5 separate regions of the Homo sapiens genome follow, and all the other regions are linked to region 2. The links are chromatin contacts, found by Hi-C or POLR2A ChIA-PET in ENCODE. All regions are on one chromosome and are shown on one strand. The core of a region is the stretch at or near the end of the contact, and the rest is flanking DNA. Distances in the headings are between cores, read along the strand shown.

The links. Hi-C counts contacts between places; a loop is a spot of excess contacts on that map. ChIA-PET counts read pairs that join two places held with the same protein, here RNA polymerase II (POLR2A). Pooled maps may share reads with other maps.
Region 1: a pooled map shows a loop between it and region 2 (5-fold over the local background). The contact joins the promoter of ANKRD53 here to the promoter of C2orf42 in region 2. A Hi-C loop is called at or near these places in 6 of 50 pooled maps. POLR2A ChIA-PET finds 5 or more read pairs at or near these places in 2 of 52 experiments (OCI-LY7 and activated CD4-positive, alpha-beta T cell).
Region 3: a map of B cell shows a loop between it and region 2 (26-fold over the local background). The contact joins the promoter of TEX261 here to the promoter of C2orf42 in region 2. A Hi-C loop is called at or near these places in 1 of 168 maps with a recorded cell type or tissue (B cell) and 7 of 50 pooled maps. POLR2A ChIA-PET finds 5 or more read pairs at or near these places in 1 of 52 experiments (OCI-LY7).
Region 4: a map of naive thymus-derived CD4-positive, alpha-beta T cell shows a loop between it and region 2 (16-fold over the local background). The contact joins the promoter of MPHOSPH10 here to the promoter of C2orf42 in region 2. A Hi-C loop is called at or near these places in 1 of 168 maps with a recorded cell type or tissue (naive thymus-derived CD4-positive, alpha-beta T cell), 3 of 37 single-sample maps with no recorded cell type and 8 of 50 pooled maps.
Region 5: a loop to region 2 is called in a pooled map, with 11 times the contacts of the local background. The contact joins the promoter of AAK1 here to the promoter of C2orf42 in region 2. A Hi-C loop is called at or near these places in 4 of 37 single-sample maps with no recorded cell type and 14 of 50 pooled maps. POLR2A ChIA-PET finds 5 or more read pairs at or near these places in 6 of 52 experiments (CD4-positive, alpha-beta T cell, HEK293, SK-N-SH and 2 more).

What each region holds. Positions count from the first base shown.
Region 1 is chr2:70,977,019-70,982,483 of GRCh38, reverse strand. It overlaps ANKRD53 (ankyrin repeat domain 53), which reads right to left and starts at 3,854. Exons shown (of 6, transcript NM_001115116.2): 1 at 3,669-3,854; 2 at 3,141-3,387; 3 at 2,624-2,823; 4 at 384-548. The coding sequence starts at 3,838. The region is part of intron 1 of LOC105374795 (a long non-coding RNA gene); the gene reads left to right. RefSeq lists silencers at 3,418-3,477, 3,838-3,927 and an enhancer at 4,955-5,224.
Region 2 is chr2:70,187,629-70,192,916 of GRCh38, reverse strand. It overlaps C2orf42 (chromosome 2 open reading frame 42), which reads left to right and starts at 1,898. Exons shown (of 10, transcript NM_017880.3): 1 at 1,898-1,944. RefSeq lists enhancers at 1,490-1,579, 1,600-1,659, 1,451-2,036, 2,250-2,299, 2,390-2,499.
Region 3 is chr2:70,991,631-70,996,798 of GRCh38, reverse strand. It overlaps TEX261 (testis expressed 261), which reads left to right and starts at 1,926. Exons shown (of 6, transcript NM_144582.3): 1 at 1,926-2,111; 2 at 3,024-3,103; 3 at 4,816-4,969. The coding sequence starts at 2,042. RefSeq lists an enhancer at 1,115-1,164 and silencers at 1,705-2,234, 2,265-2,354.
Region 4 is chr2:71,127,938-71,133,587 of GRCh38, reverse strand. It overlaps MPHOSPH10 (M-phase phosphoprotein 10), which reads right to left and starts at 2,954. Exons shown (of 11, transcript NM_005791.3): 1 at 2,834-2,954; 2 at 12-690. The coding sequence starts at 2,922. It overlaps MCEE (methylmalonyl-CoA epimerase), which reads left to right and starts at 3,359. Exons shown (of 3, transcript NM_032601.4): 1 at 3,359-3,408. The coding sequence starts at 3,369. RefSeq lists enhancers at 2,757-2,806, 2,907-2,956, 3,278-4,136.
Region 5 is chr2:69,640,364-69,645,517 of GRCh38, reverse strand. AAK1 (AP2 associated kinase 1) reads left to right here and starts at 1,779. Exons shown (of 22, transcript NM_014911.5): 1 at 1,779-1,943; 2 at 2,244-2,640. The coding sequence starts at 2,478. It also overlaps a transcript of ANXA4 not described here. RefSeq lists enhancers at 1-595, 1,351-1,620 and a silencer at 1,701-2,030.

The DNA of each region.
Region 1 (5,465 bases), core at 2,605-5,104, 790 kb before region 2:
GATGAGGGGAGTGGCCAGAGGGAGAGGAGCAAGATGAGCCATCCCCATTGCCCGGGGCCCTCTGGCTCCCTACTTCCTTTAGGTGAAAGACGAAAGTCCTTGATGACCTGGTCACCACCCTCCTGCTGAGGAGCCAGGGGCCCCAGGGCAGGAAAGGAGGGCAGTGATCAACCCAGAGAGCAGGGGACCTGGGCAGACTTACCCCCAAGCCCAGGTGATGAGGTGATTGCCTCATCCAAAATATCCTGGGCAGTAGGCGCATCCTCCAGCTGTCTGGCTTCCCAACCCTCCCCTTAAAGGCTCAGCTGTGGTGAGGGCCCTAGGGAAAAGGCTGGGGGAGGGGAAGGGGGTGGGCAGGCTCCAGGTGGTTCTCACACTCTCACCGGGCACAGGCACGGTGGTTCCATATTTTGCAGAAGTCAATGGGTTTGTAGCCCATGGCATCTTGGGCATGGACGTTGGCGCCACTCTGCACCAGGACCTTCACACAGTCCAGCAAGCCGTCACGGGCTGCCAGGTGCAGGGGCGTGGAGCCGTTGCATGTCTGACTGTGGAAGGCCCCACCAGTGGGGATAAGGGCAGAAAGGAAAGACAAAGAGCATCTGTCCATCAGATAGATGGACACACCAGTTTCCAAGCCCTGCTCTACCATCAGTCCACTGGGTGATCCTAGCTATGTCTGTCCCTTTTGGCACCTCAATTTCCTTTACTGTAAAGGGAGGAATTGGACTAAGTGAACAGTAAAAATCTGACTTTAGAAGGTATGTGATAGTTAAGAACTGCTGGAAGGAGAGCTGGCTTGGTTCAGAGACCACTAACCTCATCCACTCTTAAACCAACCAGCCCCCTGCCCTTTCCCTATGCCTCACCAGATTCCGTATGCCCACAAGATCTGCATGACCTGGGCCTAACCTCCTCGATCTTATCCTTTGACCTTGCCCACTCTTTCCCAACACATGGTCTTTGCATATGATGTTACCTCTACCTGGAACACTTTTCCCTGGCTCTTTGCATGGCTGGCTCACTCTGTCTTCAGGTTCCAATTTAAATGTCACCTCCTTAGAGGTGATTGCTTCATCCAAAATAGATCCTCCCCCTACCTGCTTTACCCCCTACACCATCACCCCGTTTATTTTTTCATAACCACTTCCCATGCTCTGTCAGGATTTTGTTCATTTATTTGTTTGCTAATTCACTGTCTGCTCCTTTACTAGAATGTCAGCTTCGTGAGGAGAGGGACCATTTCTGTGACTCTAGCATAGTGCTTAGCACATAGTGCATACTTGATACTTTGAATGAATGCAGTCTCCTATATGCCATGCACTTTTCAGTGATCACAGTAGTCCCATGTGATAGGTACTGCTATTCTCCCAAGTTTCAGTTGAAGACACTGAGACAGAGGTTCCCAAACTTAGCTTCAAGTTAGAAGCACCTGGGGATCTTTTCTGACTTCCCAAGCCCAGGTCACACCACAGACCCATTAAATCACAGCCTTTGGATTGGAACACAGGTGTTTATATTTTTTAATTTTTTTTTTTTAGACGGAGTCTCGCTCTGTCGCCCAGGCTGGAGTGCAGTGGCACGATCTTGGCTCACTGCAAGCTCTGCCTCCCAGGTTCACGCCATTCTCCTGCCTCAGCCTCCCAAGTAGCTGGGACAACAGGCACCCGCCACTACGCCCGGTTAACTTTTTTGTATTTTTAGTAGAGACGGGGTTTTACCATGTTAGCCAGGATGTTCTTGATCTCCTGACCTCGTGATCCGCTCGCCCCAGCCTCCCAAAGTGCTGGGATTACAGGCGTGAGCCACTGCGGCCAGCCTAATTTTTTTTATTTTTTATTTTTTGAGACAGTCTCGCTCTATTGCCAGGCTGGAGTGCATTGGAGCAATCTCGGCCCACCGCAACCTCCACCTCCCGGGTTCAAGCGATTCTCCTGCCTCAGCCTCCCAAGTAGCTGGGACTATGCCACCATGCCACCCGGCCAGGTGTTCATATTTTTTAAGCTCCCTAGGTAATTCCAATGTACACCTAAGTTTGGGAGCCAGAGTACTGGGGCATAGAGGTTGAGTGACTTGCCTAAGGTCCTGCTGTCTGCTAGCAAGTTGCAGAGCTGGGATGTAGACTAGGTCTGTTAAAGGCCAATCTTTTTTTTTTTTTTTTTTTTGTTGAGACGGAGTCTCGCTCTTGTTGCCCGGGCTGAAGTGCAATGGCACCATCTCAGCTCACCGCAACCTCCATCTCCTGGGTTCAAGCAATTCTCCTGCCTCAGCCTCCCGAATAGCTGGGATTACAGGCATGCGCCACCATGCCCTGCTAATTTTGTATTTTTAGTAGAGATGGGGTTTCTCCATGTTGGTCATGCTGGTGTTGAACTCCTGACCTCAGGTGATCCGCCTGCCTCGGCCTTCCAAAGTGTTGGGATTATAGGCATGAGCCACCATGCCCGGCTAAAGCCCAGTCTCTTTATTACACCATGTGGATTCCTGACTGCTTTATGTGGGACCCAATCCTTGTCACCTCCAGCAACCCCTCTGCTTGTCCTGCATGGATTTGCCTGCCTGGAAGTAGGGCTGTGCCCGTGCCTGTGCCCGAAGCCTCCCTCCTGAAGCAGGCTGGACTCACGCATTGAGGTCTGCGCCTTTCTCCAGCAGGTAGTAGATGCAGGGGAGGGCCACGGTGGTGTTGTCCCTGTGGATGACGAGGTGCAGGGGTGTCTGGCTATTGTTGGTCAGCAGGTCCACGGGAAACTTGTACTCCTCTACCAGGACCTGCAGGCATGCAAGCTTGCCCCATTGGGCGGCGAAGTGGATGGCAGTGAAGCCCTGTGAGGTTCAGAGCAGGCAGGAGGAGGCTGAGTGGGACTGAGGTCCCAGGGTCCACAATTTATATAAATTTATTGGGGTTACCTTCACTTTCTTCCCTGTGTCCCCAGGAATGCTCACACCCTTTTGCTAATTAACCAGTGTGTGTTCATCAGCCCACCCAACCTCCCTGCCCCCAAAATGGTCCTTCCACAGCCAGAAGATGAGTTAAATTAGGAAGATCTACCCAGAAAAGGATATCTCTTCTCCAGGTGACCACTCCGAGCAGCGTAGCGGGAGAGGGACCTCGGTCTTTGCCCCAACACTCAAGACCTTACCTTGTCGTCGGTGGGGATTTCCCTGAGGCTCTGGTTCAGACAGAATCGCAGCCATTCCACGTTGCCCACAGCCGCTGCGAACAGCTGGTAGTAGCTCCCGATCGCCGTCTGGTCGATTGCCGTCTGGTCGGACTCCTTGCTGGGGCTGGGGTCAGCGCGGGGCGGGGTGAGCGAGGCAGGGCGGCGCGGCCTGGCGAGGGCAGTCGCCTGCGCACTGAGGTGGTCTGCGAGGTCGGGCAGGGGCTGGCTGGAGGGCGGGGCAGTGGGGAAGCGACTCTGGGCCACGGCCCGGGCACCTCTCGGGAGGCGATCCCTGGCCCCCGCCTGGCTGGTGGGCGGGGCAGTGGGGAAGCGACTCTGGGCCACGGCCTAGGCACCTCTCGGGAGGCGATCCCTGGCCCCAGCCTGTCTCTGCTGGCTTCTCGGGCCGCAGCCTCCGCCCCCGCCCGCTCCAGGCCCTGCCCACCAGGGAGGCGCTGGGCCGGGTTCTCGCTCCCTGCAGCCGGGACACCTTCTCCCGCTACCCACCTGGGCTGCTTGGACTCCGCGTCAGTCCAGGTGGCCTTCAAGGAGACTTTGTTCGCCTGCTGCATGGAGCCACTTGGAGTTGGCTGCGGCCGAGCACCTCTCCCTTCTCCCCTTTCTGAGTGCCAGCTTCCGGAGCCCGCCCGCCGAGCGGTGCTGCCCGCGGAGGCCATCGCGGGGCTGGAACTCGGACCCGGGCCGGGCGGGCTACTCACACACCCGCCGGCGCCCCGCCCCCGGGGGCCACTCCTTGCCAGCTGGCCGCGGTTTCCCGGCCCCTTCCAGGCCGCTAGGGTTCGGCTGCCTCTCTAGCTGGAGGGGCAGAGCCCGGGGGCCTCCGGGGACCCTGCCCGCCTGCCGCTCCCCACCCGCCGCTCTGCTCCCGGTCTGAGCCAAAACCCCCACTCAACCTCCCAGTCCTGCTGCCCGGGAAACTCAGCATCAAACACACAAACAACAAAGACACTTGGCTTTTGTTTCCGATTATCAAACTAATAAGTAGAAAACAGAAATATTCAATGTGGAAATTAAAAATTACCATCCCACCACGCACAGAAATCATGGTTTATTGCAATATATATGCATATCATGACTATTTTTTGTATCTCTTTTCGTTTATTAATAGCATTATATTACGAGCTAGCGCCCATTGTCACTCCACATACTAAACGTACATTATGACGCAACCAGAGCCCAGCGTCATAATGGATGTGCCATTGTTTCACATGTGCTGCCAAGAACGAAATGGCTCAACTCTGGTTGTTTTCTTAGAATGGATTCCTGGGAGTCGAATCACTAGGTGAAAGGGAATGAATATTTTTCAGCTGTCAATATGGGCTTGCAGACTGCCTTCCAGGAAGGTTATTATTCACTTCCACTTCCACCTGCAGTGAAGCGGGTGCGCTGCACATCAGCAGTGTGGCTTTTGGCAAGTTATCTGACTTAGTTTCTGTGGGCGGCAAGCCACCCAGGTGCCAAGGCAAGAGACCGAGGGCACAAGCTGTTCCAGTATAATAAAATATACAAAACAACAAGAGTTATACTAGATCTAGATCTAGATCATAGACGTGATTATATATGAATATCGTTAATCATTAGTTTGTAGCAATTACTCTTTATTCCAATATTGTAATAATCCTCGCTCTATAATCATAACCTAGGAAAAACCAGGCCATAGAGAGATAGGAACCAAAGGGACATAGTGAGAAGTGACCAGAAGACAAGAGTGCGAGCCTTCTGTTATGTCCGGACAGGGCCACCAGAGGGCTCCTTGATCTAGCGGTAATGCCAGCGTCTGGGAAGACGCCGGTTACCAAGTGGACCGTGGTCTGGCGGACCCTGGTCTGGCGGACCGTGGTCTAGCGGTAGCATCAATGCAAAGGAAAAGCACCCGCTACTTAGCAGACCGGGAAAGGGAGTCTCCCTTTCCCAGGGGGAGTTTAGAGAAGACTTTACTCCACCACCTTTTGTGGAGGGCTTGACATCAGTCAGGCCCGCCCACAGTTATCTGGAGGCCTAAACATCTCCCTGTGACGCTGTACTTCAGCGGTCACACTCCTGTTTCACTTTCATGTTCCATCCTGTACATCTGGCTCTGCCTTCTAGATAGCAGTAGCAAAATTAGTGAAAGTACTAAAAGTCTCTGATACACAGAAATAATGGCGTAAGCTGTCCTCTCTCTCTCTCTCTCTCTCCCTCCCCCTGTCCCCGCCCCCACCCCCACCCACCTCGGCTGCCAAGCAGGGAAGGGCCCCCTGTCCGGTGGACACGTGACTCACGTGACCTTATCAATCATTGGAG
Region 2 (5,288 bases), core at 649-3,148:
GTAATCTCAGCTACGCGGGAGGCTCAGGTGGGAGAATCACTTGAATCCCAGAGGCGGAGGTTGTAGTGAGCTGAGATCATGCCACTGCACTCCAGCTTGGGCAACAGAGGGAGACTCCTTCTCAAAAAAAAAAAAAAAAAAAAAAAAATAGAGTTAAGCTTTGTCTAAGGACTCGAAGTCAGTACAAAGGAATGCTTACATTATAAGGGTGGGGCATCTGCTTTTTATCATGTGGTGCTATACCTGATTCAGGCTGGAAAGTAAGCCACACGATACAGGGTTAATTTAAAAACTCATTTAAAAAGATGTTATGGTTTGTAGGGTGTGGCTTAATTCTTGCCTTGCATGGCCTTTGGTCTTGTTTATTATTTGGTATTCTATTGCTACAGAGAGTCTGTTCTGCCATTCTTATAATTTCTCTTTTAACATTAATGGTGGTCAGTTGTGCCTAAACTCCAAAAGAGGGAGTATAAGGAGGCATGTCCGACCTCCCTTTCCACCCAGGAGAATTCAGAATTCAGTTTAACATCCCCTTGGCCAAGGGGTGAGGGTTCATTCAGTTGGCTGTGGGGCATGGGATTTTATTTTTAGTTTACATAATAAATGGAAAGAAAACTAAAAAGTCTTCTGGAAAAATTGTGTCCCTCTCCCTCTCTTTCCAGTTTAAGAACTAATACTACAAACATTAGTCCTGGAATGTTCCATTTCTCTTTTTTTATTTTATTTATTTATTTTTTAGACGGAGTCGCTCTGTCGCCAGGCTGGAGTGCAGTGGCGCGATCTCAGCTCACTGCAACCTCAGCCTCCCAGGTTCAAGCGATTCTCCTGCCTTAGTGCCCCGAGTAGCTGGGACTACCCGCACGCGCTACCACGCCCAGCTAACTTTTTTTTTTTGTATTAGTAGAGAGACAGGGTTTCACCATGTTGGCCAGGATGGTCTCGATCTCTTGACCTTGTGATCCGCCCGCCTCGGCCTCCCAAAGTGCTGGGATTACAGCCGTGAGCCACGACGCCCGGCCGGAACGTTCCACTTCTCTTATAAATAGTTGACTAAGGTTTCCCAATAGTAAATTAACCTGCTACCACTAGTAAGTAGCCAGACTAGGGTCAGGAGAGCAGAAAACCTCATTCCAGGGTTTTCCAACACAGTGGCCTCACCATGAACACATTGCACTCGGGAGCTATCTTCAATCATGAACGATGAGCATTTAGATTTATTCCGTGATTCCAAGGACCAGAACTAAGATATACAGGAAGCTCTTTTTTATCTCATTTTAAGAGAAAACGTTCAAGTGTAGTTCAAAGTGTACTTAAGGGAGAAAAAGTTAACTTGTCATAAACATACATGTGATAGAGGTGAATACTCAGGTGGGCAAGAACCTCCAAACAAACTCCAAATTCGCAGCTGACATCTGCTAATAATGTAGAAAATCTCGGGCGATTTTTTTTTTAATTTTCATTTTTTGTAAGGACAGGGTCTCGCTATGTCGCTCAGGCTGGTCTCGAACTCCTAGCCTCAAGAGATCCTCCGCCTCAGCCTCCCAAAGTGCTGGGATTACAAGCGTGAGCCACCACGTCCAGCAACTCAAGTCATTTTTGCATCAATTACCAGCAAAAGTCTATTCAGAAATAGGACTCTCTCAGGCCAGAAGGGAGTCAAGACGAGCCTTGGAGGTGAGCGCCCAGTAAGATAGGCCAGAAGCACTCCAACTCCAAGGCAGAGCCTGAGCTTTACAGCCGCTAGGTCGGCGTATGTTCTACCACCGCATTCCCCCAGTGTCTCAGCGGTCTCTGAAGGAGAGAACTAAAACTCCCATAAGACAACGCGAGCTCAGGTGGGCGGCCACTTGCCGCGCGTGGGCGGCTCTGACCAATAACGATTGTCGTTACAGCGAACAGTTTGGCCCCGTTTGTAAAAGGCCGCGGCAGGCGAAGAGAGAAGAGGTGAGGGCGGTCGTCAGCTAAGGGCCCCGGGGCTCGCGGGGGGTGCGCAGGGCAGGTAAGGGGGTAGTGCTGAGCAAGGACCGGGGCGGCGGTGGGGCAGGGGTGTAGAGCTCGGGTTCCCAGCGGAAAGCATGTCCAAGGAGCGGCTGCCGGCGAGGTGATGCTTCTGCCTGGGCCTACTTGGGACCGGAAGTGAGCGCTCGCGCGGGGAGGATGCCGGGAAGCAGGTCCCAGGGGATATGTGTGTGTCGCTGCAGACCCATCCCGGAAGCCGGCCGGGAGGTGAGCGTCCCGGAGTCGGGCGGCCGCTCCGTTGACTGCAGGGCCCCGGCGGTCTTCCTCCGCTGTTCCGAGGCCGTTGAGGGCTGATGTGCTCCATCCTCCCACTTGTGGTTTGGCAAGCCATCCAGCCGACTACAAACCCACGTTTGTGAGTTACCTGCTGGCTGTGACGCTTCCGTCAAATCTGAGTAACAGTTTCCTCATCTCTAAGATGGGTAACATAGTATCTACCTCACAGGATCGTGTGGGCAGTACATGCATAGAAAGGATTTAACACGCAGTGTACTCAGCTAGTTTTATTATTTATCCGTAATGATCATTTGTTCTTTTCCCCTAACTGTGCCTCACAAGCATGAAACAGAATCCACCAAACATTTAGGTCTGGGTAGTGGTTGGATGGAAACCCATCGCGGGTTAACGCTTCCAACACCAGTCCCTTGACACTCTCCCGCCGAGGAGGCTGATTTGTAAACTTGCTGAGAAGAGAATACCCAGCAGATCTTTCAGGTTTCAAATCCACGTTCTTTACAAGTTGTGTTAATTGTTTGTATATGCTTTCGATATAGAGTCTCTAGGAAGTAATACTAGTACATGTTTTAAAATTCAAATACTGCCAAACAGTGAGATGTAAGTCTCCCTCCTAACTTCTGTTTCCCAAATCCCATGTCGTTTCTTCTGATGCAATAGACATTGTATGTGTGTGTGTCTAGATAGATACATATGTGTATCTCTCGTCTTTTTTTTTTTCTTTTAAAAGAGTAAAACCAAGAATAGCATATTACAAAGTGCTGCACTTTTTTCACTCCACAGTGTATCTTTTTTTTTTTTTAAGAGACAGGGTCTCACTATGTTGCCCAGGCTGGTCTTGAACTCCTGAGCTCAGTGATCCTCCCGCCTCAGCCTCCCAAAGTGCTGGGATTACAGGCGTGAGCCACCACGTCCAGCTACTCAGGCCATTTTTTTTTTTTTTTTTTTGAGACGGAGTCTCGCTGTCGCCCAGGCTGGAGTGCAGTGGCACGATCTCGGCTCACTGCAGGCTCCACCCCCCAGGGTTCACGCCATTCTCCTGCCTCAGCCTCCCTAGTAGCTGGGACTACAGGCGCCCGCCACCTCGCCCAGCTAATTTTTTGTATTTTTAGTAGAGACAGGGTTTCACTGTGTTAGCCAGGATGGTCTCGATCTCCTGACCTTGTGATCTGCCCGCCTCGGCCTCCCAAAGTGCTGGGATTACAGGCGTGAGCCACCGCGCCCGGCCCATTTTTTTTTTTTTTTTTTTTTTTTTTTGAGATGGAGTTTCTCTCTTGTTCCCCAGGCTGGAGTGCAATGGCACGATCTTGGCTCACCGCAACCTCTGGCTCCCGGGTTCAAGCGATCCTCCTGCCTCAGCCTCCGGAGTAGCTGGGATTACAGGCATACGTCACCACGCCCGGCTAATTTTGTATTTTTAGTAGAGATAGGGTTTCTCCATGTTGTTCAGGCTGGTCAGGAACTCCCGACCTCAGGTGATCCGCCTGCCTCGCCTCCCAAAGTGCTGGGATTACAGGTGTGAGCCACCGTGCCCGGCCATGCCATTTTTTTTTAAACAGCTGTAAAAATATTTTATTTTCTGGGAAGTATTCCATTTTGTAGGCATACCATAATTAATTACACCAGTATCTTCTTGAGGGACATCAGGTTGTTTCTTATATTTTGCTGCTACAAATATTCTTCATTGAGTTGCCTTATAATTTCCCTCATTTCACACATGTGGGAGTCAGTCTGTAAAATAAATTCTTAGTAGTGTAATTGCTGGGTCAGAATATCAAATCAAAATATACTGATTCCAAATATGCAAGGAAGATATCAAACAAGCTCAAATTGAGGGACATTTTGTAAAATATTCGACTCTTCAAAACTGTCAAGATTAGGAAAAAGAAAGACAAACTCACGGACTTGAGGGGACTAAGGAGACGTGATGACTCAATGCAATGTGGTATCTTGGATTTGATCCAGAAACAGAAAAAAGGGGCAAAGTCTAGAGTTCAGTTAATAATAATGTGGCAATGTTGGTCCCTTGGTTTTGACAAATGTCCCATGTTTATATATGATGTTAACATTGGGAAACTGGGTGAGTGGTGTTTGGGAACTGTGTTCTATCTGCCACTTTTCTGAAAATCTAAAATTAGTCTAAAAGATTTATTCTTTTTTAAAAGGGAGATTGAGGCCAGGCATAGCGGCTCACGCCTGTAATCCCAGTACTTTGGGAGGCCGAGACAGGCAGATCACTTGAGGTCAGGAGTTCGAGACCAGCCTGGCCAACATGGAGAAACCCCGTCTCAACTAAAAATACAGAAAAATTAGCCGGGCTTGGTGGTGGACGCCTGTAATCCCAGCTACTCAGGAGGCTGAGGCAGGAGAATTGCTTGAACCCGGGAGGCAGAGGTTGCAGTGAGCCAAGATCACGCCACTGCACTCCAGCCTGGGTGACAGAGCAAGACTCCGTCTCAAAAAAATAAATAAAATAAAAAGGGGCATTAGTGGACAACTGGTAAAATCTGAATAAAGCCTGTAGTAGAGTTAATAGTGTTGTACCAATGTTAAGACCTTATTTTTGACAAATGCCCCATAGTTATGTGAGATGTTAACATTTGGGGAGTCTGTGTGAAAGGTAGGTAGGAAGTCTCTGTACTGTCTTTAGCTTTCCTATAAAAGCCAAAATGCAGTCGGGTATGGTGGCTTATGCCTGTAATCCCAGAGCTTTGGGAGGCCGAGGTGGGTGGATCATCTGAGGTCAGGAGTTCGAGACCAGCCTGGCCAACATGGTGAAACCCCGTCTCTACTAAAAATACAAAAATTAGCTGGGCGTGGTGGCATGTGCCTGTAGTCTCAGTTAATCGGGAGGCTGAGGCAGGAGAATTGCTTGAACCCGGGAGGCGGAGGTTGCAGTGAGGTGAGATCACGCCACTGCACTCCAGCCTGGGTGACAAAGTGAGACTCCGTCTCAATTTAAAAAAAACTAAAATGTAATAAATGTGTTGAAATAAATTTTCTAAAATTATTGCAAAATTGAAAGCATTTTTAAT
Region 3 (5,168 bases), core at 677-3,176, 800 kb before region 2:
TTTTTTGAGACAAGTTTTCATTCTGTCATCCCAGCTGGAATGCAGTGGCCCAATCATAGCTCACTGCAGCCGCCATCTCCTGGACTCAAGTAATCCTCCTGCCTCAGCCCAGAGTAACTGCGACTACAGGTACGCACCACCATGCCTGGCCATTTTAAAATTTTTCTTTGCCCAGGCTGGTCTTGAACTCCTGGCCTCAAGTGATCCTCCTACCTCAGCCTCCCAAAGTACTGGGATTACAGGCATGAGCCACTGTGCCCAGCCTGCTTTGTAATCTTTTTTTTTTTTTTTTTCTTGAGACGGAGTCTCGCTCTGTCGCCCAGGCTGGAGTGCAGTGGCGCAATCTCGGCTCACTGCAACTTCTGCCTCCCGGGTTCACGCTCTTCTCCTGCCTCAGTTTCTTGAGTAGCTGGGACTACAGGCGCCCGCCACCAAGCCCGGCTAATTTTTTGTATTTTTAGTAGAGACTGGGTTTCACCGTGTTAGCCAGGATGGGCTTTGTAATCTTATGTATTTTGTTGGGGGGAGGGGGAAGCTATGCATAACATAAAATTGACCGTTTTAACCATTTTACAATTCTGTAACACTGTATACAATTCAGTGACATTAAGCACATTCACACTGTTGTGATGCCATCAGCACCATCCATCTTCCCAAACTGAAACCCTGTATCCATTAAAAAGTAACTCCCCATTCTTTGTCCCCCAGACCCTGGCAAGCACCATTTAACTTTCTGCCCATGATTTTGACTACTCTGGGTACCTCATATGAGGGGAATCATACAATGTGTGTCCTTCCCTATTTGGCTTATTTCACTTAGCATCATGCCTTCAAGGTTCATTGATGTTGTAGCATGTGTCAGAATTTCACTTCATTTTAAGGCTAGATAATATTCCATTGTATGTTTATAGCACTTTATGTCTATCTTTTCGTCAACCGATGGACATTTGGGTTGCTTCCCTCTTCTGACCATTGTGAATAATGCTATGAATATTGGTATACAAATGTCTCTGCTTTCTCAGTTCTTTTGGGTATATACCCAGAAGTAGAATTGCTAAATCATACGGTAATTGTTTTTTTTAGGAATACGTATTTTTATGCAGGAAAAATATGATTCTGAAATAAGCCTACTAGACTCTTGTTCTACATACTTTATTTTGCATGCCTGTCTCCGCCACTAGATGGGAGACTTGTTGACAAGGACTAACCGGTTCCAGGTGCCCCTCAGGAACCCTCCCAGAGGTGTAGTAAATGCATCCAGCGCCTAGCGGACGCCCTGCGTGCCCGGCAAGGGGTGAGGTGCAGGCGATACAAAGGTGCAGAATGTACCCCAAAAGAACAGCCTAGAGGGGAATTAGGCCGGAGGATGACCGATTAAAATCACCCCAACTCCTGATTGTGCCGCTTCCTAGGTGCATGACCCAGGGCAACTTCCTTTGGCCCCGGCTTCCCCGTCTATAAAATGATTTACATTATCTGCTCAAATTTCCGACAAGAACACACCTCGCCTTTATCACAGAGCGTGGCACATATTAGGAATTCAATAATTTTGTCCCTATCACCTGCGATAGCAAGAGACAGACTTGTCCGCAACCTGCCGGGAGGCAGGTTCTGGGGAGGTTGCTGGGGCGCGGTCGGGCGGCCCTGTCCGGCCCTGGACCACCTCCAGGCTGGTACGGGAGTGCACAGGGAGGGACTGGAGGCTGCACTCCGAGCCCCAGTATGGGCGCTTGGTCGTCTCCGCCCCTGGGCACCGTCCCGCCTCCCTCTGGCTGCAGCGGTCTGCATTCATTCCCCTCAGTGGAGCGGGGGATCCTGGCGGGGCAGCGGCGGTTGGCCCTCCTCTCCGGCGGGCGGCGCTAGCGCGAGCCTGGCCCCGGGCAGCGCTAGGGCCGGGCTCCTCTCGGCGGCGGCGCACCGTCGTCCTGTCGTCCGCGGGGCGGGGACGCGGCGGCGGCGGCGGCGGTGGCGGCTGTGTGTCGCCGGAGCCGAAGCGCGCAGGCCCGTCCCGGTGGCCGGGGAGCGGGCGGGTGGGGGCGCCATGTGGTTCATGTACCTGCTGAGCTGGCTGTCGCTCTTCATCCAGGTGGCCTTCATCACGCTGGCTGTCGGTGAGACTGCACGACCCCGGCCCGCGCGGGCTCCCGCCCCGGCATCGGTGCTCGTTGGGGGTCGCATCGCGGGGGTTTCGGAGCCACTCGGGGGACCACTGCCCGGCGCTCCCGGCCTTCGCCGCCCCAACCCCTTCCCGCCTGATCCTGCCCCTCCTGTCGAGCCTGGCAGCCCGGCCTGACCGTGGCTCCTTCCAGGTGTCACAGAGTCCGCTCCGGCACTGCCCGAGAAAGGGTGACTCGAGTGCCGCCCCCGCGTCTGCGGACCGCTAACCGCTGCGGCTCCCACTCTTCGCGGGCCTGCCGCGCGGAACTTTTCCCCAACGCCTACCGCCGCCTTTGCGCCTCTGGCCCTTCATGCTCCCTGCTCTCTCCACCTTTGACACTTCTCCTCTGGCTGGTTCCCATTCGGCCTCAGTTGAGATGTCATCTTTTCCGGGAAGTCCACAGGGGTTGATGGTCCAGCAGTGCCCTGTCCTTTCCCTAAAGTAGCATTTCTCACACTAAACTCGTCTGTCTCTCCCTACTGTTCCCCTTCCCTTTCCCAAGCTGGGTCAGGGAAGGACCCTTGTCTGTCTTTTTCAGCTGTATTCTCAGCCCAGGGACCTGGCTCATGCCAAGTGCCCAGCAGGTGTTTATTGAATACGTGAAATTCCGTTTTCTGAGCCAGAGGTTATCATTGTACTGTGGCATCAAATGCAGACTTTCGTTGATTTTTATGAGATTTGTCCTTAGTTGCCCTAAGAAAGTTTTACTTCTCCAGACTTGGAAGGGCAACACATGGGATGTTTGGTTTGTTCTTGACCTTCTGGGGTCCATGAAGGGTGGATGGGGACTGGGCTGCAGAGAGAGGGGTGACCAGGATGGTGGGAGTGACCCTGGCTGATAGTCTCCCTGCCTCCCACCCTGCAGCGGCTGGACTCTATTACCTGGCAGAACTGATAGAAGAATACACAGTGGCCACCAGCAGGATCATAAAATACATGATCTGGGTAAGTGGCATCTTTCTCCAGGAGTCCTCCTCACTCTTTTGCCCTGCCTCAAAAGCAGGAAGTGGGGAGAGTTTGGCATGGATGATGAGGCCTGTGTCTCTGCTGTTTCCTGAGCATACACTCTTACCTCCTTGCCCTGAACGCTGTCTTTTGGGTCTGCACTCCTGGGCCCAGATCTTCCCTGGCCGCCTTCCCCAAGTGGCATTGTTTCACTGCAGGCCTTGTGCTCTAGTCCTTAAGGTGACAGCGAAGTGTACTTCTCTGTTGACAAGACCGTAGATTTGACTTTGCTTAGCTCTCTCCCGCTGTCTTTAGCCCTTTGCTCTGCTCACAGCATTTAAAACTTAGAGGAGCCATAAGACAGTTTTGCATATATGTTCATTGCCATCTTTCTAATCGGATCAAGTGATTTGTCCTAAGATCGGCACAGCTTCGCTGCCCTCGCCCTTCCCTGGTCTCATGGGAGGCTTCTCTTACTGAAGACACAGTCCTTGCCACTGATATCAAAGCCATAGGGGTGACTGCTGGTGGACAGACTTCCTTCAGCTGCAGGAAAGGCTGGGGGTAGGGGTGCCATTGGAGAGAAAGCGTCCACAGCCCCTCAAGTCGCCTGGTGTCAGCAGCCATGTGCACTCTGGGCATGGCTGAGGTTGGGAGTTCACAGTGGAGGCAAGACTATAGCCCTCAGCTCTGGTCCAGAGGCCCAGCTTGTGGGTGTTGGCACAGTAATTAGCCCTTCATTCAGCCAACTGTCATTTGCTAAGCACTGACAACTGTAGGTACTTATCAGTAGTGTTTTTCAAACTGTAGGCATGATTCATTATTTGGCTGTATAGTAGGTCACAATCAGCATTTTTTAAAAAAAGGAACATAAATAGAATTGAAATTTGAGCTTTGAATCATATATATGTATATATGTGTTGGGGTCACAGTGTAAAATGTTTTTCTTTTTCTTTTTTTTTTTTTGAGATGGAGTTTCGCTCTTATTACCCAGGCTGGAGTGCAGTGGCACAATCTCAGCTCACCGCAACCTCTGCCTCCTGGGTTCAAGCGATTCTCCTGCCTCAGCCTCCCGAGTAGCTGGGATTATAGGCATGTGCCACCATGCCTGGCTAATTTTGTATTTTTAGTAGAGATGGGGTTTCTCCATGTTGGTCAGGCTGGTCACAAACTCCCAACCTCAGGTGATCTGCCTGCCTTGGCCTCCCAAAGTGTTGGGATTCCAGGCGTGAGCCACCTCGCCTGGCAGATGTTTTTCTTACTGTGGGTTGCTGTCAAAAAGTTTGAGAAATGGGCTGGGTGCGGTGGCTCACACCTGTAATCCCAGCACTTTGGGAGGCCATCAGAAGTTTGAGACCAGCCTGGCCAACATGGCAAAACCCTGTCTCTACTAAAGACACAAAAATTAGCTGGGCGTGGTTGTGCATGCCTGTAGTCCCAACTACTCAGGAGGCTGAGGCAAGAGAATTGCTTGAATCCAGGAGATCGCGCCACTGCACTCCAGCCTGGATGACAGAGTGAGACTCCGTCTCAAAAAAAAAAAAAAAAATGTTGCCTTTTGGGAGCAGAGAACCTAGCTGGGGAGGCCAGACCTGTGAAATGAGGAGATTGAAGCATGAACCTAGTGCTGCCCAGAGCGGGCTGGGGGTTGGTGAGTCCAGGAACGTTGCCTGGAAGAAGCGCCCTGCACTGTCTGCCTCTGGTTGTTTCAGTTCTCCACCGCTGTACTGATTGGCCTCTACGTCTTTGAGCGCTTCCCCACCAGCATGATTGGAGTGGGCCTATTCACCAACCTCGTCTACTTTGGCCTCCTCCAGACCTTCCCCTTCATCATGCTGACCTCGCCTAACTTCATCCTGTCGTGTGGTGAGAGGGGACAGAGTTGGGGAGGCAGCTGATGTGGTTGGGTGTGCCCATCTCCATCCTGGGCACTAAAGGGGATACAGAAAAAGGAAGCCAGCTGTTGAAGTCCTCCAGGAAGCCAGGCTAGTTGGGAAGATGCGGTTCTTACTGCTGAGGACTCTAGAGCCCACCTTGGCTCTAGTGAATAGAATTTGTTGGGGCT
Region 4 (5,650 bases), core at 1,705-4,204, 940 kb before region 2:
CAAAACTTTACCTTAAGTTTTTTACTTCCAAACAGTCCCCCTTCATCTTCATCAGAATCAATATCTTCAAAAAAATCAATATCTTCCTCCTCCTCATCATTATCATCTTTTCGTTCCTCTTCTTTTTCTATGTTTTCTAAATAGGCCTCCATTTCAGAGAGTTTGAAGAATTTATCATCTACTATGGACTTTTCTCTTGGTTTTCCCTGTCCTTTGTTTTGCACCTTGCTCTGCTGTTCCAATTTGCTGATATCAAAGTCAAGGTCAGAATCCTCATCACTGAAAACGGGGCTTTTCCTCAGATCAGATTTGCTTGAGTTTTCAGCTCTCTCACCCATTTCAGGATCATCATTACCCATGTCGGACACTTCCTCCTCCTCTAAATCTTCTAGGTCCTCCTTGTCATCAGCCTCTATCTCTGAACCATCCTCTTCACGTTCCTGTTCTTCACTCTCTGGGAGAAGACTGATATCTTCATCATTAATTGTTTCACTAACTGCATTCTGAAAGTATTGTAAAATTGGTTCATTTTGCAATTCCAGTTGTTGCCAAATCTGCTCATCATCAAAATTTTCTATCACAAGTTTTTGCAAGGGGCTTCCATGGATCCTACCATTCTCTAATATTTTATTAAAGTCATAAAGCACTTTTGTTAAAGAAGTGAACTTTGATGCCAATCCCTCTTGAATCCTATTGGGAGGAATTAAGTGAGATTTAGAATTACAGGTAATAATTTCACAGCACTCTTAATAAAAATAAAAAAAACCCAACTCTTTTGTAAAATAAAATTTGAATGAAGTATAAGTATAGATTCTGGCCCCCAACAACATATAAGCTGATGAGCTACACTGATATATAAAACCTGTCAACCAAGTATCTGTGAATCGGCTGTATAGATTTTAGGCAGGAAAACCATTATAAATCTATTTGCTTGGAGATATATAGTGAATTAACCTTAAATTATCAATTCTGCTACATTATATACCACTCCATTCATTTGTTCACTTATTCATTCAATGATCAACATTTGCTTTGGCTACAGTGGTCAAGGAAAACCTCTCTTAGATGTCACATCTGAGAGGAAACCTACAGATAAGGAGATAGTCTTATAAAGGTTGGGAAACATGTATTCCAGGCAGAAGAAATCCTCTAAGATGCAAATCCTCTAGAGGTGAGCTTGAGGAAACAAACAGGTGACCATGGCTAGAGTGTGAAGGAGGCAGAGGGTGAAGCTGGAGAGACTGATGGGAGCCAAATTATGCATGGTTCAGGAGTAAGAATTTGTCATTTAAAGTGTAAAGAGAAAACATTTTAAGCAGAGGGATGAAATGATGATTTACACGAAGGAAGGAGAAAGGGACGAGGGAGGAGGAGGAAAGTACAGTGATTAGAAGGTTGATGCAGCATTCCAGCGAAAGGATAATGGTGATTTAGACTGGAGTTAGAGCAGTGAATATGCTGAGTATAGTTTGGAGGTAGAACTGACAGGATTGCTAAAGAATTAGATATAGAATAGAGAAAAATGAAGACATTAAAGTAGCAGCCTAGTTTTATGTTTGAGTACCTGAAAAGACAGAAGTGCCATTTACTGAGATAGGGAAGGCTTGGGTGGTGGTGTCAGGCCTCTGAGCTGAAGCTCAGCCATTGTAACCCCTGTGACCTGCACATATATGTCCAGATGGCCTGCAGGAGCCAAGAAGTCTGGGGCAGCCGAAAAACCACAAAAGAAATAAAACAGCCAGTTCCTGCCTTAATTGATTAATCAACATTACAACATTCCTCCATTGTGACTTGTCCCTGCCCTACCTTAACTGATCAATCGACCTTGTGACATTCTTCTTCTGGACAATAAGTCTTATGATCTCCCCACCATGTACCTTGTGACCCCGTCCTCCTCTGCTAATAGATAACCACCTTTTACTGTAATTTTCCATTACCTACCCAACTCCTATAAAGCAACCCCTTCCCCATCACCATTAGTTGACTCTCTTTTCGGACTCAGCCCACTTGCACCCAAGTGAATAAACAGCCTTGTGGCTCACACAAAGCCTGTTTTAGTGGTCTCTTCACACAGACGCGCTTGACAGGTGTAGCATGGGAAAAGGACTTCAGGGGATGGCAGAGTATAGGTGGGTAGAAACAACAATTCTATTAAACAGACACAACAGCTCTATTTTGGACGCAGTGAATTTGAGATGCTTGACAGTACCAAAATTTTAAAAATCGTTAAAAGTTGTACAGTGTGGATATCCCAGTTGTGTGCTACGGAATTCAAACTAAGCTCAGTCTGTAGTTGCTGTGAGCTGGGAACTCAGGGAAAGGTTGGGGTTTGAAACATAAATGAGTAATAATTTCATAGATCACATTTTAAATTCTTCAACAAAATACATATAAAACGCTTGTGTTGGGAAGAGACATGGAAGTTCTATTTCTGAAGAAGCTTAGTCATGGGGGGTGGACAGACAAGTGACAAGTTCGTACTTTCAATAAAGTATGCTAAGCGCTAAGTGCTTTGAGAGCACATAGGAGGAAGGAGAAACCAACAGTCTGTGTGTAGAGGGATGGGGGCGTAAGAAGCCCAAGGGAAGCTTCTAGGTGTTAACAATTGAGGTTAGAGTGATTTCAGTAACACTCAACTGAGAGATCCATCTATACAAATTTTAACAGTTTTTAAAATTTTGATAGCCTAGGAAAGCATAAACTCTGAAATTTGGGGAAAAGCGATTTTACGTTTCCCCTTACCTTCCCCCAGCTCCACAATTTGCCGGAGGCCTGCAACCCGCGTCCACGTGAGACCCCGGTCGCACCCCGAGCCCGGGATCTGCGCACTTACGTGAGGAAGCACTCGGGCCGACCCGTGGCTTTGCCGACTTCCGTCAGACACCGCTCCAGGGTCCGTCGACGCCAGACCTGCGGCGCCATGGCTGTCAGCAACTCCCGACACAATGCAGCATGCAAGGGAAGGGAGCCGCCCGGAAACCGCGCGGCAAAGATGCGCCCAGCGCAACTTGGATTTCAGAGCCGAAAGTTCCGCGGCGCACAGGTTCCGGACTCGCCCTCAGCCAGAGCCAATGGCAGCGCGAGCGCTTTCGCAGGAGGGTGGGAAACAAAAATCTCCATGGTCAGCCCAAACGCCTTTCAACTCTCTCCAAACTTCGTTTTGTATTTTTCAGGGGCCCACAAAGGGTGACCCGTCCTGGCCTTACGTTTCTGTTTTAGCTAAAGTAGGCCCGTTGTAGCAGGAAAGCAGCGACCTTCGCCACGCCCCTGACCTTTCTGTCCCCGCCCCCTCTGCCTCCCGCCCCGCCCTCTGCCGCGCGTCTCTCAACCTCCGTGGCTAGTCTTGACGTGGCGGGTTGCTTTCCAAAATGGCGCGGGTGCTGAAGGCTGCAGCCGCGAATGCCGTAGGTGAATACCGGGCACCGGCGACCTTCGCCATGGGACAGGGAGCGTGGGAACGGCGGTCGGGGGCGGAGGAGGCCTCGGCGTGGCCAAAGCACCTTGATCTAATGTCCTCCCCCGGGGGCGCGTTCCACAGCAGCTGCTGTCACTTAGGCAGAGGGTGCCTTCCAGAAGCGCCACCGCTTAGTAGCGGGGATTGCCTTGTGCATGAGTCCCATTTCCATCCGAGAGCTGTGCGCCTTGGGCTCTGCACCTTCCAGTATGTGGGCGGGAGAGTCGAGGGAACTTGCCCGGCAGGTCAGGCAGGGCAGGGACAGAAGTAAATAGAAGCGGATCGGTAAGTTATTTTACCGCGCACCAATAAAGAGACTGGGGAGAAACCAGAAAGGAGAGCACGTTCCGTAAAAACAACAACTACTAGTCGGCCGAACTCCAAGCGTGACCAGCTTTCTGTTGGGAACACTCAAAGGTCAGTGGTGTAAAGAATACAAAAGGAGTGGTTTTTCCACGTGCACTAATATATTTATCGCGTACACAGATAAAAGCATGTGGATTTGGAAACTTTCTTGAGTTCTCTCCCCCTTCATTTTTTTTAAAATATGTACATAGAATCAGTTATGACAGAAATAACTGTAATAATTGTCACGTTTTCTGACTCACTTTCTCCTCTTTTTATCCTTTTTTTTTTTCTCTTCCTCCTTTTATGAGAGGGCAAGTATTTCCCTTAATCTGAGATTCCCTATTAGGAAGAAGGTGCCAAGTGGTAATGCCCCAGAGTTACTCCGGGACATTCGTGATAAATCCTTCTAGCACCAGAGCCCACATTCTTAACCGTAAGGCATACCTTCCTCTTAGGTGATACACAAGATAGGAACGTAAAACTATAAATAAATGAATATTTGGGAAAAGGCATTTTTATGTCTATTTTTAGAACTGCACACTTTAATGATTGACAGTTTGGGAAAAAGTATGACTTCCAACAGGTCATATACATACTGCAAGAACTCAATACAGATAAAGGTGCATGTTTGTTTTGTACTTACATACACATCTTGGCATAAAGGAAAAATGAAGACAGTGTATTCCAAAGATTGCCTTTGATTTGTCCTATTAAGATACTTGAAGCTTAATGTCTCCACTTGTGTGTGTGTGTGTGTGGTTGAATATACATAAAGTAAAATTTACCTTTTTTTTTTTTTTTGAGACAGAGTCTCACTCTGTCGCCCAGGCTGGAGTGCAGTGGCGTTAGCTCACTGCAACCTCTGCCTCCCAGGTTCAAGCCATTCTTCCGCCTCAGCCTCCCGAGTAGCTGGGATTACAGGCACCCGGCACCACGCCCGGCTAATTTTTTGCATTTTTAGTGGAGACGAGATTTCACCATGTTGGCCAGGCTGGTTTGGAACTCCTGGCCTCAGGTGATCTGCCCACCTCGTCTTCCCAAAGTGCTGGGATTACAGGCGTGAGCCCGTCTCTACTAAAAATACAAAAATTAGCCGGGCGTGGTAGCACACGCCTGTTATCCCGGGTACTCGGGAGGCTGAGGCAGGATAATCGCTTGAACCCGGGAGGCGGAGGTTGGCGTGAGCCAAGATCGCGCCACTGCACTCCAGCCTGGGCAACCAAAGCGAAACTCCGTCTCAGAAAAAAAAAAAAAATTGCTTTTTAAGACTGAATAATATTCCATTGTGTGTGTATACCACATTTTGTTTATCCATTCGTCTCTTGATAGACATTTGGGTTATCCCCACCTTTTGGCTATTGTAATACAGCTATGAACGTGGGTGTACAAATACTTCTGAATTCCCGCTTCTTTGGGGGTGTGTATACTCATAAGTGGAATTGCTGGATTACATGGTAATTCTATGTTATGGCCCCTCTTTTAAGGAACATAAAACTTCGCCGAAAAACAAAAGCACAGAAAAATCAGAGTGAACACGTAGAAAAGTTCTGAAAATGGAAATTGAACCTGTTAGGTGGGAGACAAGAATGACCAACTTACATGACTGCATAGGTTTACTTTCATTAATCGTCTGTAAATGGGCTAACAGAAATGTAATCTGTTTACTTACTGTAATGAATAAAAAAAATTGATCATAGTTTGAAACAAGTTGAAGATATATATATGGTGCTGTGAAATTAACTGGTCAAATGTTTAAGAGAAAACTTACCAGACTAACTTGAAAGCACTTCTAATGAATGACTTTCTAAATACGTATGTTTCCTCAAACCAGATATTCAGTGAAAATTC
Region 5 (5,154 bases), core at 530-3,029, 550 kb after region 2:
AAGTCAGTCAAGACAAATAAGTGCTGAGAGAAATGGGGGTCAATGAGTCTAATTCCAAATGAGCTTTCTCATCTATTTTAAGATCTGCTTCAAACTTCCTCAGACAAAAATCTGGCCTTTTAAGGAAAGTGCAGAGAACATGCCTTCGTGGGCTTAGTTTGAGGGAATAGGGGCTGCATTTCACCCTGGAGGTGGCTACATGAATTCGTGAACTGAGGTGACAACACTGACTCTCTCCGGAAGAAAAGATGCTATCTCTTCACGGAGTTTAATTACAATGGCACTACTTGAAACAAGCTGCAGCAGCAGCAACAACAAACGCTACTGTTAACCCAGTCACAGCTCAGCTCAATATTCAGATTAGAGAAAGCAAGAACCATTTTTTTCCCTGGGACACCCTTCTCTACTCAAATACCCGCTGAAAAAAAAATTCTGAGACAAGCACTAGGGAGTGGGGAAAGCGGGCAGAGATGAACAATAACCCATATTCAGGGGTTAGAAAAATAATATTAATAAATCATGGTAGGTTTTTTTGTTTGTTTTTGGCAGCAACTTGCCACTCTTCAGCATCATCCATCAGGAAATCTAGGTCGGAAAAGTGTACCAACTGACCTTCCAAATTTTCTGCATTTGGCAGATGCAAATCACACAGTCCATCCCCGCCCTCAGCACTTGGACGGTATCAGGGAAACGTAAGTATCAATGGAAGAATCTTGAAGTGAAAAATAAATAACTGGTCAGGTTAGGGTTAGTGTTCTTGTGTGCAAGGGAGCTAGTGAAGTTTAGGCTTTGATGCGCACCCACAGCGTCAGCAAAGGAGGAGGAATTAAGGGACAGCATGGGCCGAAAAGCCCCCGAGTTTTGAGGTCAAGCCAACGGGCTGGGTCTCCGGTATCCTAGGATCTGCCCTGCACACAACCTTTGGCAGTTTCTCGGTTTGAATCTCGCCTGTACATTTCCAGACGAGACACTGTCTTACTGAGCGTTCTCACAGCGCCTAGCTCAGAGCTGACCGCAGAGCCGGCTCTCAATAACATCGAGACGCAAAAGCAGCTTTTGAGGTTAGGGGCGGAAGGGCATCGGTTTTACTTATTTCAAGGCTGGCGCTCGGTGCAGCCGGATCCAACTGCCAGCACAATGTTCCCGATCACTTCTCGCTTCCATTTCAGCCCAGGAGACGTCGGGAAACCCACAGGACCCGCTAGGGGCTAAGCGGTTAAGCCGCGTCCTTCAGGTGTCAGTCTCGATCCGTTCGGAAACCACAACCTCCAGAATCCCTTGTGCCAGGAGGCCAGGCCGCAAATAAGATGGCTCCAGAAGGGTGGAACATACAGCGGGGGGGGGGGGGGGGGAACTTAGTTGTTGGCAGTTTCTTCACGGGATGTGTTTAAATTGCCGAGTCCCCACATACGCGCCACCCCACAAATCTCCTTCGAGGCCGTGGAGGCCACACGGCTGCCGCCTCGCCCTCTCCTCCAGGAGTATGCTGGGATTTGTAGTCCAGCAGCCGGACTGTGCCGAGCTACCTTTCCCAGCTTGCCCTGCGGCTCGGGTGATATCAACAGTCTTTTCCAGAACTCTGTCTGCACTGAGACCCTCTTCCCCCAGTCCTCTTCTCGCGGTCGACTCCTTCCCATCCGTGGCGACAGAACGGCGGTTGCAGGAGAGGCCCCGGTCCCTCGCCGCGCCGCCCCGAGGGGCACTTCCGGCGGCGGTTCACTTCCTGGTTGGGTGGATGGAGCCGGGCGGGAGCGCGCGCGGGGGAGGGGCGGCGGGTCAGTCTCCGCCCGGCGCTCCCGGGATCAGCTGGCGGGCGGGCGGGAGCCGAGCGCGGCCCCGGCTCTCGCTGCAGCGCCGCCTCTTCTCTGCGTCGCAGGCCGGCCCGGCGGCCGTGACAATGTCGCGGGGCTGGTAGCAGGGCGCCGGCCGCCGAGCCGTCTCAAGTGGGTGCTGCCAGGATGCCGCCTCGAGGGGCGGCGGGGAGACCCGGGAGGAGCGGGAGGCAGTGCCCGGGAGGGTCGGCGCTGCCGGAGCAGCTCGGATCCCTCCTTTCTCCGAGCTCCCGGCTCGGGGGTCCCGGGTTCTGGGGCCGGGGTCGCGTTTTCAGCCCCACGGTTTTTCTCGCCGGGAAAATACATGAAGCGTTTCCCCAGGATGATGGCTTTTGCTCCCCCTAGGACTCAGCGGTTGAATTTTTAAGCGTGTTACTGATTCATCCTCTCTTTCTTCCTCTGTCATCACAGGTTTAAACTTACACGAATCGCTTTCTGGAGGAGGAGGGGACCCGCTGCGCGATTGACACGCATATTCCTATAGGCATCCTCCCTCAGCCCCCACCCCCACGGCCGGATTCGGGTGGCTCCTCTCCGAGGTGAAATCTGAGAAGAAATCCTTGGATCTCTTTTCTTAAAAAAAAAAAAAAAAAAAAAAAATCTAGAAACCATCGGTATTTTGCTTTGCTGCTCCCTATTCGCAAGATGAAGAAGTTTTTCGACTCCCGGCGAGAGCAGGGCGGCTCTGGCCTGGGCTCCGGCTCCAGCGGAGGAGGGGGCAGCACCTCGGGCCTGGGCAGTGGCTACATCGGAAGAGTCTTCGGCATCGGGCGACAGCAGGTCACAGTGGACGAGGTGTTGGCGGAAGGTACGGTGGGGCTCAATGCGCCGTAAATTAAAATCTTGTGCTGATGCGGCAATACTGTGGTTTCTAGTTGTTGCATGTATGAATGGGCTTTGACCAGTTGACCCTCCCTTCCCCCTTCACTTGCCCTGTGAGTCATTGTCCTTGAGAGATTTAAAATTGAGATTTGAAAGTGACTGGGCTTATGGGGGTGTGGGGAGGTTGCCGAAATTGTTTACGTTAGTGGCCTTTTATTTTTATTTTTTTAATATTGAGAAGCCAAATTTTGAGGATCACACAAGAAAACGTATGTGTGAAAGTGTAAAGCTTTATGCCAAAGGCAGGGTGATGGGCTTGTCATCCTCCTAAAACTTAAAATCTTGATGTGAAGGCTGAAGGGTGGGGGGACTTTTAAGAAGAGAGGGGTTTCTCCTTCTCCTACCCAACTTTCCCACTTCCATGAGCAGGCATTGGAAGGAAGAGAGGATTTTCGGAGAACGTGAACGTGTTTTTCCAAGGGCCAAGGCTCTTGGTGGATTTCACTAGTAGATTTGTTTCCTGACCCAACTGTAATCAGGTCCCCAGGTTATAGCAAAGATAACAGAAATTACATAAAACAAATGTGGTTATTTTGAACTCAGTCTAGTAGGCCCCTCTTCCTTCTCGCTTTAGGTTTTGTTTTTTGTTTTTTTAATCAAAAGAAAAATTACTTGAGAGTGGCTCTGATTTTGTTTTTTCGCTATCAGAGAGGATGTTATTTAGATCTGCTGCATAAATTCCCTCTGTGTTTCATCTGTGTGTCTATACTCACGTAGATATACATCTTGATTCCCCCAGGCTTTCGGGAAATCTTTGCATGTCTCTTTTGGTAACCTTAACCTCGACCTTCATAATTATGCCAGACTCATACTTTTCACAGCCCTTCGCCTGCCTAGTGTGCTTTTATTTTTAATAAAAGCAGCAATTTCCTTGGCATGAAGCAATTCAGACTGATTGGATGGGGCCAACCTGCTGTAGGTTGTGTTATAGACCGAGAGGGGTTGGAAGAAGGGAGAGGTCTCTCTTACTGCAACATGGTGATGGTAGGGAACAGTTTTATTAGCAAGGGAAGAGAGAAAGCTAAGAGGCCTCTTTAAAAAGGGGCCTTTTGCAAGCTAAAGTTGAAGCAAGGGTCCTGACCTGGGCCTGGGAAATGCTTACCATGGTGGATGTTGCGGGCTGGTGGGTGGGTTTGGAAGAGGAAGAAGCTGTGTTTGGCTCTCAGCTTGTGTAAGCACTGGATTCAGCAGGGCCCAGTTTTCTGGGAATAGAGTTGAAGTCTGTACTTTAAAAACATGATTTTTAAAAAAGATCTCTGACAGTTAATGTCCATGTGAAATTATTGCTCTTCCAATCTCAGTACTGTTCTAGCTGCGCTTTATCTGGGGCCAGAGTCACTGTCCCCTTGGATCTTTCCCGTGGACTTTGGTGCAGGCTAGGAGATGCTTCTGTGCCCGCTGCCAGATCCGCACCCTTGAGTCTGATCTGTCTCTTTCATCCCTGTGCCAAAGCCCTTAACTGCAGTGGGGTGGAGAAACAGTGAAAAGGAGAGTGTGTCAGAGAGAAATCAGGAGAAACGAAGGGCCACAGAACACTTTCCTCCCCTCTGAATGGCCTCTGCTGACCTTATAGCCCACGAGCGTTTTGTTCAGCTAGGATGTTGTCTCATCACGGATGATGCTGCCCTAAGCGGTGCATGTTCTCCAAGTGTGAGAGAAGTGATAGGGAAAAGAAAAGGCAAAATTGGTCTTTGTTACCTAGGCTGCCTTCCTCTTCTCTGGGATTCATCTTTGAGAACTGCGCATCACGTATTGTGATATTTTTACACAGAATTTAGGACTTGTAGCTCTGCATTTATTCATTCAACAGTTTATGGAGTTGCCTGTGAAGTGCCAGGTGCTGTGCTAGGCTCTGGGGGTATACTGTTAAACTAGATGCTAGCTTTTACCAACTGCTTTAAGAGATGGAAAATAGCCAGTTATAGTGGATTGGTAAATGCCATCATAGAGATAAACTTAGGGTGCAGTGGCCCCCAGTTTTAGGGAGCCCAGGATTTCTGAAGGAAGTGACTGAAGAGTGAGTAGGAGTTAGTGTGGTGGCACCATGGGCAAAGACAGAGTAGCGAGAGAGAATGTCACGTAAAACTGGGTCTGGCTATGCGCCCTTTTTGTGTTCTTTGGCTTAAGTTGAGTTTGAATTTGTGGCTCTTAGAAGTATGTAGATATGTAGGAGCCAGTATACAAAGTATTTATGTAGCACCTACCAAGTCCAAAGACCCTATGAAGTTCTGAGATGGATGAGGGAGGTCTATAGTGTGATTGACATCTGCCTTTAAGGATCTGCCAATGAATTTGGGAAGATGAGGCATACATTCACACATACAGTAGCATGGTTACCAGCACTGTCTGTAGAGTCAGACAGATCTAGGTTCAAATTCTGGATCTGTTCTTTACTAGCTGTGGAACTGTAGGCAAGACATTCCAAACCACTCTTGAATCT